2 separate regions of the Homo sapiens genome follow, and region 1 is linked to region 2. A link is an interaction called in ENCODE POLR2A ChIA-PET data of the cell type or tissue named here. Cell type or tissue: Panc1. All regions are shown on one strand. Each heading gives the region's core, and the rest is flanking DNA. Links, peaks and the distances in the headings are about the cores only. Region 1 has its middle 40 kb from the start of CCDC32. Region 2 overlaps CCDC9B (coiled-coil domain containing 9B).

What was found. ChIA-PET counts read pairs that join two places held together with the same protein. Peaks named below come from ENCODE experiments on the same cell type or tissue, not always from the same donor. Only the 100,000 strongest peaks of a DNase experiment are listed, where the experiment ranks them.
Region 1: POLR2A ChIA-PET joins it to region 2 with 26 read pairs; 2 of 35 experiments call an interaction of 5 or more read pairs at or near these places.

The regions. Positions count from the first base shown.
Region 1 is chr15:40,522,626-40,528,002 of GRCh38, forward strand. It overlaps a transcript of CCDC32 not described here. Among named protein-coding and RNA genes, the nearest start is that of CCDC32, 40 kb to the right of the region's middle. In Panc1, for the core only: no CTCF peak of the experiment used is centred there; no DNase peak of the experiment used is centred there.
Region 2 is chr15:40,326,548-40,331,924 of GRCh38, forward strand. CCDC9B (coiled-coil domain containing 9B) reads right to left here. Exons shown (of 11, transcript NM_207380.3): 11 at 4,905-5,377. INAFM2 (InaF motif containing 2) reads left to right here. Exons shown (of 1, transcript NM_001301268.2): 1 at 1-168. It also overlaps the pseudogene RNA5SP392. Among named protein-coding and RNA genes, the nearest start is that of INAFM2, 5.5 kb to the left of the region's middle. In Panc1, for the core only: no CTCF peak of the experiment used is centred there; no DNase peak of the experiment used is centred there; H3K27ac peaks cover 684 bases.

The sequences.
Region 1 (5,377 bases), core at 275-5,274, 200 kb after region 2:
GCTTTTTAAATGTTACTGGGCAGGGAGCTTAAATATCAGATGGTTCTAGTTTATTCTCAAACACTTGGGTAACTTGAGTAAAGCCCATTAAGCATGTAGATGTCACTCAGCAAAGCCTGAGGAGGACAGTCCCTACCTTTGCAGTACGGACAGTTGCTCAGCATAACTCAGAGGTGCTGCCACAGGTTTCTGGTTTTCCTTTCTTTTTTTTTTTTTTTTTTGAAACTATTTCGCTCTTGTTGCCCAGACTGAAGGGCAGTGGCGCAGTCTCACTCACTGCAACTTCGGTCTCCAGGGTTCAAGCGATTCTCCCGCCTCAACCTCCCGAGTAGTGGGGATTATAGGAGTATGCCACCACGCCTGGCTAATTTTTGTATTTTTAGTAGAGAGTGTGTTTTCGCCATGTTAGTCAGGCTGGTCTTCAACTCCTGAACTTACCTAAGGTCAGGAGTTTGAGACTAGCCTGGCCAACATAGTGAAACCTCATCTCTACTAAGTGATCCACCCACCTCAGCCTCCCAAAGTGCTGGGATTACAAGAGTGAGCCACTGTACCTGGCCAGCTGCTGGTTATCTGTTACAAGAAAAGGTGGATAAGCGCTGGGCGCGGTGGCTCATGCCTGTAATCCCAGCACTTTGGGAGGCTGAGGTGGGTGGATCACCTGAGGTCAGAAGTTCAAGACCAGGCTGACCAACATGGAGAAACCCCGTCTCCACTAAAAATACAAAATTAGCCAGGCATAGTGGCGCATGCCTGTAATCCTAGCTACTCAGGAGGCTGAGGCAGGAGAATTGCCTGAACCTGGGAGGCGGAGGTTGTGGTGAGCCAAAATCCCGCCATTGCACTCTAGCCTGGGCAACAAGAGCGAAACTCCATCTCAAAAAAAAAAAAAAAAAAGGAAAAGGTGGATAAGTCTCTCTGGATTTATTTTCCTTACCTGTAAAAAGGAAATAACCATAATTACCTCAACTACTTCAGTAAAATTGTGTTGAACAAATTTTTTGAATTATAAAAGTAAATAGGTAAAAGATAGTTTATTAAATAGGATATAAAAAGGGTCAATAAACAAATGAAAATATGCTCAATATCAATAGCCAACTGAGAAATGCAAATTAAAGCCACAGTGAAATACACACCCACCAGAATGGCTAAAATTAAAGACTGATACTACCAAGTCCTGATGAACACATGGAACAATTAGAACTCTCATTCATTGCTGGTGGGAGTGTTAAATGGGACAACCACTTTAGAAAACATATTGGCAGTTTTTAAAAATAAAACTAACAGACATAACAGTAGTTCCATTTTGTGGTATTTACCCAAGATAAAAGAAAATGTATATTCACAGAACAGCTGTACATGAATGTTCATAGCTGTTTTATTCACAGTAGCCAAAAACTGGACACAAATATCAGTTGACGGGAGAATGGATAAGTAAATTGTGGTATATCCAGAACAATTAAAGACAAGTCAGTAATTTAAAAGAAGAACAAATTATTGATACACACAACATGCATAATCTTTTTTTTTTTTTTTTTTTTTTTTTTTTGAGACGGGAGTCTGGCTCTGTCGCCCAGGCTGGAGTGCGATGGCGCGATCTCGGCTCTGCAAGCTCCAGCCTCCCAGGTTGACGCCATTCTCCTGCCTCAGCCTCCCGAGTAGCTGGGACTATAGGCACCCGCCACCACGCCCAGCTAATTTTTTGTATTTTTAGTAGAGACGGGGTTTCACCGTGTTAGCCAGGATGATCTCGATCTCCTGACCTCGTGATCCGCCCACCTCGGCCTCCCCAAAGTGCTGGGATTACAGGCCTGAGCCACCGCGCCCAGCCACAACATGCATAATCTTAAAAATATTATGTTGAGTGAAAGAAGCCAGACACAAAAGAGTATGTACTGTATAACTGGATTTATGTAAAATTCTAGAATGGACAAAACTAAGCTATAGGGACAGCAGATCAGTGGTTGCCTGGGGCTTATGGGGGTTGGGGCAATTGGCTGCAAAGAGGCATGAGAGAACTTTCTGGAATGATGGAAAGGCTCTGTCTTCATTGGGGTGGTGGTTACATGTGTGTATACCTTTGGAAAAATTCATCAAGCTGTTCTTTTTCTTTCTTTTTTTTTTTTTTTTTTTTTTTTTTTTTGGAGACTGGGTCTTGTTCTGTTGCTCAGGTTTTCTACAGCCTCGACCTCCTGGGGTCAAGCAATCCTCCTGCCTCAGCCTCCTGTGTAGCTATGATTACAGGCCTATGCCACTATGCCCAGCTAATTTTTTAATTTTTTGTAGAGGCAGAGTCTCGCTATGTTGCCCAGGCTGGTCTCCCAACTCCTGGGGCTCAAGCATTCCCCTCACTCAGCTTCCCAAAGTGCTGGGATTACAGGCATGAGTCACCATGCCCAGCCAAGCTGTTCTTTTTTTTTTTTGAGATGGAGTCTCACTCTGTCGCCCAGGCTGGAGTGCAGTGGCACAATCTCAACTCACCGCAACCTCTGCCACCCGGGTTCAAGCAATTCTGCCTCAGCCTCCAGAGTAGCTCGGATTACAGGCGCCTGCCACTGTGCTTGGCTAATTTTGTTGTATTTTTAGTTGAGATGGGGTTTTACCATCTTGGCCGGGCTGGTCTCGAACTCCTGACCTCGTGATCCACTTACCTTCGACTCCCAAATTGGTGGGATTACAGGCGTGAGCCACTGCGCCCGGCCAATTTTTGTATTTTTAGTAGAGACAGGGTTTCACTATGTTGGCCAGGCTAGTCTCAAACTCCTGACCTTAGGTAATCCGCCCGCCTCAGCCTCCCAAAGTGGTGGGATTACAGGCATGAGCCACCATGTATGGCTGAGCACTCTTCCTCTAAAGTCTCCCCAAACTATGTTATGTCTCCTAAATTCTGAAAAAGTCCTTCTAAATATTCTAAAGCCACACTCTTTTAGACTTATTTCCAAGACCTCAGGGAGGCCTACCAGTCCTTCTCAGGCCACTGTAACTGACCTGAAGTGTCCTCTTACCCAGACCTCAGCTCCTTTGACCTCACCCTGGCAGGCCACTGGGACCTCGCCTGCTCCTCAGAGCTGACCCTGCCTGACACCCCTTGTTTCTCCCTTAAGCTTTGAGTGCAGAGACCCAGGACATTCAGGATTCAGCCACAGGTGCTCAGGGAATACTGGGTGGCCTCTGGCCTGGGTTCTCCAAGCCTTAGAAGCCACCCACCCATAATGTCTGGTCCACCCAATGCCCTGGCCCTTGGATGCTCATACTTTGGTGTCTCTCCTTAGGTATAAATAAAATAGTGTCAATAATTACATATCTTTGTCCTTGGCCTTTTTTTTTTTTCTCTCCATGACCTGCAAGTCACCGTGGATGGTGGCTGGGGTGGTTGGGCTTTACTGTTCTTTCCCACTGAGAGTGCAGACGAAAGACCTCTGCAACAACACCTGTGAACTGCCTGGTGCCTGTGTGGGCCCACTGCGGCCTCACCTCACACAATGTGGGCTGTGTAGACCAGAGCCAGAGAAAGTTAAAGCTGCTCATGCACTAGGGATAAACACAATTGACAGTGGTTACTGTCCTTCCAGAACATTTTTTTTCATGAAAATATGTGGGCTTGTTTGTAAGTGTGTGTTGGGGGGTCATTTGTTTTTAACAGGCTGGGCTCATGCTCTTTCAGCTCAATAAATATTTATTGATTAGCTACTGTATGCCAGGTACTGTTTTATATAACTGAAAATAATACTGTAACTTGCTGTTTTTTCTTAAAAGCATAAAATCTTTCCACATCAGTACATAATGATCTCCATCATTATTATTGACAGTCACATGGTAGTCCATAGCAAGGCAGTTTCACAACTCCAGAATTTAACTAATTTTAGACATTCAGATTGTCTCCATATACTTTTCCATTACAAGTAATGCTGCAGTGAATGCCTTTGTCATATGACCTTGTACACATTTGTAAATATTTCTAATAGACTCCTATAAGGGAAACTGCTTAATTAGAACAAATGTGCTGGCTGGGCGCAGTGGCTCACACCTGTAATCCCAGCATTTTCGGAGGCCGAGGCGGGCAGATCACCTAAGGTCAGGAGTTCAAGACCAGCCTGGCTAACATGGCAAAAACCCATCTCTACTAAAGATACAAAAATTAGCTGGGCATGGTGGCATGTGCCTGTAGTCTTGGCTTCTCAGGATGCTGAGGCAGGAGAATCGCTTGAACCTGGGAGGTGGAGGTTGCAGTGAGCGTCACTGCACTCCAGCCTGGGTGATAAAGCGAGACTCTGACTCATAAAAATAATAATAATAAAGTAAATATACTGAATTTTTTATTTTACTTTCTTTTTTGAGACAGGGTCTTGCCAGAGCAGCAGTACACCGATACAGGAGTACAGTTATGTGATCTCAGCTCACTGCAACCTCTGCCTCCCAGGTTCAAATGATCCTCCCGTCTCAGCCTTCCAAGTAGCTGGGATTATAGGTGCAGGCCACCATGCTGGGCCGATTTTTGTATTTTTAGTAGAGACAGGCTTTCACTGTGTTGCCTAGGCTGGTCTCGAACTGCTTTTTTTTTTTGTAACACTGTCTCACTCTGTCACCTAGGCTAGAGTGCAGTGGCACGATCTCAGCTCACTGCAACCTCTGCCTCCCGGGTTCAAGCATTTCTCCTGCCTCAGCCTTCCGAGTAGCTGGGACTACAGATGTGGGCCACCATGCCTATCTAATTTTTGTATTTTTAGTAGAGATAGGGTTTCACCATGTTGCCCAGGCTGATCTCGAACTCCTGATCTCAAGCGATCCACCTGCCTCGGCCTCCCAAGGTGCTGGGATTACAGGCGAGAGCCACCGCACCCCACCGAATGTTCTTAATTGTTGTACATAGGTGCTATGGTTTGAATATTTGTACCCTCCAAAACTCTTGTTGAAACTTAATTCCCAGTGTGGCAGTATTGGGAAGTGGGGTCTTTAAGAGGTGATTGGATAATGAGGGCTCTGCTTTCTCACAGATGGGTTCTTTCATTCATAAATTCGTGGATTAATGGGTTACTGTGGGAGGGGAGCTGGTGGCTTTATAAGAAGAGGAAGAGAGACCTGAGCTAGCACATTAGCACGTTCAGCCCCCTCACCATGTGGTGCTGTGCTCTGCCTTGGGACGCTGAAGAGAGTTCCCACCAGCAAGAAGGCTCTCACCAGATACAGCCCCTTGACCTTGGACTTCTCAGCCTCCATAAGAGTAAGAAATACACTTCTTTTCTTTATAAATTGCTCAGTTTTAGATATTCTGTTATAAGCAACAGAAAACAGACTAAGATACCAGGTATCAAGATTGTACCCATTCATTCCGCTACTACTAGTGTACAAGAAGGCCCTTTCCCCTACTCCCTGTGGC
Region 2 (5,377 bases), core at 297-5,296:
CCTTCACTGGAATTGGGACATTTGCTCCAGCCCTAGCTGTGAACATGACCAGAGACATTATTTATAATTCAGCCATTTAAGATATACCTGTACTCAAAAAGTCCTGTATATTTTTAAAAAGTTTTATTTTTCAGGTGAACAAAAATACATCCTAAGAACTCTGCCTAAGCCTGTGTAAGTTGATCATTTCTCTTACTGTGCTTCGTGGGGACGGAGTAGAGGTTGGAAGAGTAAGTGGTCTGAGGTGTGATGGATGGATGGTGATGAATAGGTTGAGGAGGAAAAAGCAATTGCCCTGCTGTTCTCAGTGCCTGATGGCTTGAATGAATTGATTAGCGAAGGGCGGCAGAATCCATCTTAGTCGGGAAGCAATCCCGGGGTGGAAGAACAGTGATCTCTAGCTCAGCCACCTTTTGCCAACCTTAAACAGGCTGAGAAAAAGTTGTGCTTTACCAGAGCAGATGCCTAGCTGACAAAGCTAAGGGACCAGTAAGCATGAATATTAAGATTTACTGCAAACATTTAGCTGGCTAAGCACTGAGGTGAGGATAAGCTGCCTGATAGCATCACTGTCCTCACCTTTCAACCATTGGCCTCTAGATAACTCAAGAAGTGCTAACACCAGAAAGGCAAGTGTACATCTGTGGTGCTTGGTCAGAGCTTTGTCTACCATGGAGGAGGTAAATGGCTGAGAGGTTTAGGTTGCTTCAAAGGTGAGGTTTTTTTCTTCCCTTCAAGCAAACAAAAAAGACATGTGGGTGAAAGGCACAAATATAAGGGATTAGTTATGCTGCAAAATATATGGTAAGCAATTGAGCTCAGCTCATTATTAGACAATACTGCCCGGTACAAATCCGGAGTGAGAAGCCAGTGTTGGTGGGGCCCCCTGAGGCCTGCACTTCAGCAGAGCCGTTGGGGGGTAGCTACTGTTCTTTTACATTACCTTGTAGTCTGCAGGGAGGCATGGAAAAAGTCTGCCCTTCTTTTATTTCCCTCTTCAGCCTACACAATGGCTTTCTGAGAGAGGGCTTGGTAAGGTAGAGCAGAAGGGGAGTGAAAGAGTTTCCAAGGCTCTTTTGGTCGGCCCCTCCTTTTTGCAGACAGTGACATGTGGCTTCTACAGCTGCCCACGGCGGCTTCACATGTTGGGCACATACAGCAATATGTACAGTGGGAGCCTGCTAGCCGACGAGACAGGGCCTGGTTGGCTGAGGAGCAGTGGTCTGAATAGCTTTATTTCCAAGGGTTAGAAATCAGCTGCAAAATTGTCCATCAAGTTTTAAGCCAGGAAGGAGAGATCTGTGCAGAGGGGGTTACTTTCCTTCAAAGGCTTTGCACCGGGACTACCAGGACCCTTTCTAGGTGTTTGCTTATATTAGAAGTTAACGGTGTGCATTCATTTATTCCCTGACGGCCTGAACTTGAAGAAAGAGATAAGCCTGTTTTGAAAGTGAAGTTTTGGGGGGTGGAGGATCAGGGAAGGAACCCATTAGGCTGAGTTTGTGAGGGTATCTTCACTTTCCCCATTAATGTTAAGGTACAATGAAGTGTTTCTCTGAGGTTTTAAGCATAAGAAATATTTCTCTTCCTAACAGCCCTAGATTTCCACATGGTATGAGACCATGTTTTGGAAGCTTTTCTGTCTACCTTGTTTTTTCAGTTTTCACTGGGGAATTCTGAGATAGCGTGTTCTTTCGTGGAGTATTTATATCCTGTCTTGAAATGCTGAATGCATAGCATCTACTTGTTTCTACATGTTTCTTTAAGGAGAGCTGAAAGGTCAGGTCACAAGCTTTAGGACTACCACAGCTATGTAAAAGGGGTAATAATTGTCCTCTCTTTCCTGTCTACAGAGAATGGAGGTATTTCTGGAATTTCAGTTCAGTAACAAAAGGGCCACAGCTATACTTTTCGTTTTCCATCTCCCTCAGTGGAAGGAGAAACTGCAGTGGCTTTGCCTGTTTCTCATGACCAGTACTCACTCAGTGCCTGGCAGTGGGTACTCAGAATTTGTTGATCTCTGAGTTGATCAGCACCCAGTGGGTGCTGGGTGCTGATGGAATCAGCCTTAGTGTCATTGTGGTGTCCCTGTCATAATCTACTTGCATACCCGTATCCACAGCCCATAATCTGGTTCAAGGAGGTGGGTTGCTAAAGAAAACCCCTGCAAATCATAGCTGCACTGATCTCTCTAGCCTCAGTTTTTTTATTTCCAAGTTGAAGGACTCGGCCTTGGCCTTCCTGTTCTTTCCGGGTGCCGCAAGTCCACAGTGGTATTCCATATGGTGCTTAACGGACACACCATAGGATATGTGATCCATTCATTGTCTCCTAGGTCCCAGCCCTGCAGCCTCATGTTAAGCTATAAAAATATCTGCTCTGTCGACAGTTTTTTTGGTTACCTCTGTTTTACTTGCTGACATAGCCTGTGGTTTTCTGCTGCCAGAAAGCCTGTGTTATGCTTTTTGTCCCCTCCAGTAGCTAACTGAAAAAGCAAACAAACTTCTCTTTACCCCTCACCTAGACTCTACCAGGCTTTCCACCCTAAATGCAGAAATACCCAGCATGGGAGCCACCTGGTCAGTGCTCCTCACTGGATCCTGTGCCCCATTCAATTCTATAAACATTTGTTAAGCTACCACTAAAGGACCAGAAAATCACTCTCAAGGAATTTACAGTCATGCCCGCAAGTCTCCCCTTGTCAAACTATCCTGTTTTCTTAACTTCAGTATTCTGTTTTTGCAATAGCTTATCAGTTAAATAGCAATAAGATTTTAGCCAATATCCTTAGGGATATTTTCCACAAACCATTACCTTTAATTCAAGAACTTTAGTTTAGTTTAGGTCTTTATTTGGTGTCTACAGTGTGCTAAGTAAGCCTCAAAACTCCAAAAACCAACTTGTCCAAAAAAAAGCAATTGCATTGATTACCAAGGATTTCCTTTGACATACGTATACCTTTCTCTGCTACCTCAGTGTTCAGAGTCATTAGTTGAGGTCTCCCCACACTTGTGTCCTGGAGGCCCACCTGCTCCCTCAGCTCCTTGCTGGTATCCTGGATGGTGTAGAGTCACAGCAGTCAGGCTTAGAGGTATAGACAGCTCACGGCATCACAAGGCCCTGGGCAGGGAGACTGTGTGTTCTTGGGAGGGACCCCTGAACTGGAAGATGGGAAGCCTGGGGACTCAACAATGGCATTAGTTAAGGCCCTTGACCTCTCTCTTTTCTGCTAACCAAATGGGAATTCCTGAGAGCAAATGGAGGTTATAGATATGAAAGGGCTTTGAGATCTTGGGAGTAAAAGTACAACGTGTACACATGAAGTAATATATTTTCAAGGGAATGTCTGTCCCTTGGGCAATATGATGCACAGAAAGAAATGTGAAGGGGTAGGTGGTAAACATTACACCAGTGTCTAGACTAGCAGCATCAGCGTCACCCGGGAATGTGTTAGAACAATGACAGCTTAGGCCGCATCCCAGACCAACTGAAGAAGAAATTCAGAAAGCGAAGCCCGGCATTCTGTTTTAACCAGCCTTCCAGGTGATGCTGATGCACACTGAAGTCAGAACCACTGGCCCACCCTTTTCCTCTGATGCTGTAACTTAGGGGTAGGGTATTTCTGTTTTGACAGATGGTCATCGAGGTGCCTTTTGACCCTTTCTCTTGGTTAAAGACAGCAGTCCTGCTGGGGGAAGAGGAAATAGTGTCCCTAGTGCTTATAAGAAAAGGGAAAAAGGCTGCATTGTCCATTATTTTTGACAGTTGCCACAGAACTTGCCCTGGAGAGCTTGTTAAAAAGGAGGCAGCCCTGAACGAGTCCCCTCCCTCTCCCGCGAAGGTACTGCTGTGTTTGCCTCACCTCCTGCCCTGAGGCCTGCTGCTTCTTGAGCCAGTCCTTAAAAGGAGCAGTGGGTGCCACATTTGTTCTTTCTGGTGCCAGGTCTGTGCTATTTCACTTCCCCGGCGTCAAGTGGGTGCTTAATGAGCAGCTGTGACGTAAGGCCCAGCAGACTTGAGAGAAAGCAGCTGCAGTCCATGCTTTCTGCTGGCTGCTCTCCTTCCCTCTCCCAGCCTTGAGTTCTCCCACTTTGGTGGGGTTGTGGTCAACCCCTGTCAACCCTTCCTCATGAGCCCTGATAACCCTTGCTCAGAGATGTGTGTGGGGTGTGTGGACATGGATAAGTGACTCAAGATGGAAGTGACATGGTGTCTAGTTCTATTCCCTTGGCCCCTCCCCTTGATTTAGTCCCTAAAATAAGAAAATGTGGCTGTATTAGGATTTTTGACAGTTCCTTCTTGTTTTGGGGGGTGAGTGCGATCTTTTCCTGTTGTTCTCGTCCCTGACAGGGTCGGGGCTGGAGGTGACTGTGGTGCAACCTTCCAAACTTGTGCCTTGTTAGATAAGCTAAGCTCTCCTGCTTCCAAGGATCCCCAGTTCCTGTCCCTTGACCATAGCAAACGCTAGTCATGCTGCTCCTTTGGGTGACAAAACAACTCTGGGACACACAGAGCAAACTCCTCAAGGGGGTTTGTTTCTGGGGAAAATAAGCAGAAAACTGTGATGTGAGTGTGAGATTGCTATTGAGGTAGACAGAAGAGAGGAGGAACCCCTGTGAGCTGCAAGCGCAGCGCAGCGTGCAGGGTGAAGGGGGGTAAGTGTGATGGAGCCAGTAGGGGAGGTCAAAGAACACTCCTTGGTAAAGCAGGGGCACTGCTCGAGGCTGAGACTCCACTGGACCCCCATGGGACTGAAGGAAGCTCACCTGGTGGGCCGGATAATCTTTACAGACGGTTCCTTGTTTCTCTGAAAGTGCATTGAGTGCCCCCACCCCCCGCCCCTCCAGCAAAGATGAGGCTAGAAGAGAAGGTAAGGAAAAGATAGAAAACAAAGTAGACAGAGATCACACCAAATCGCTACTTCATTTATTCAACAAGTATTTACTGAGTGCCTTCTGTGTGCCACGCTACTGTTAAGACAGAGTCCAACTCCAACTGCGGGCAGGTATGTTTTCCATACTCTCCCCATCCAGGTACTAACCAGGCCTGACCCTGCTTAGCTTACGAGATTAGGCACGTTCAGGGTGGTATGGCCGTAGACTATTTTGGATACCCTTATCTTTAATTTTCTCAGCAACCCTTCAAAACAGGTATCACAAGCCTCATTTTGCAGATAAGGAGACTGAGGCTTTTAGAGGCTAAAATTGACCCAGGTCACCCGGCTGACAGATGGCAGGCCTAGGGTTCTGATTCAGTCCATTGGATTCCAAGGCCTGTGCTTGTTCCACCCGGCCACACTGCCTGTCATCAAAACACATGTCTTTCTTGCAGGCTGGTCTATTGCATTTCCGTCCCGCCATCTGTCAAAAATGGGCCT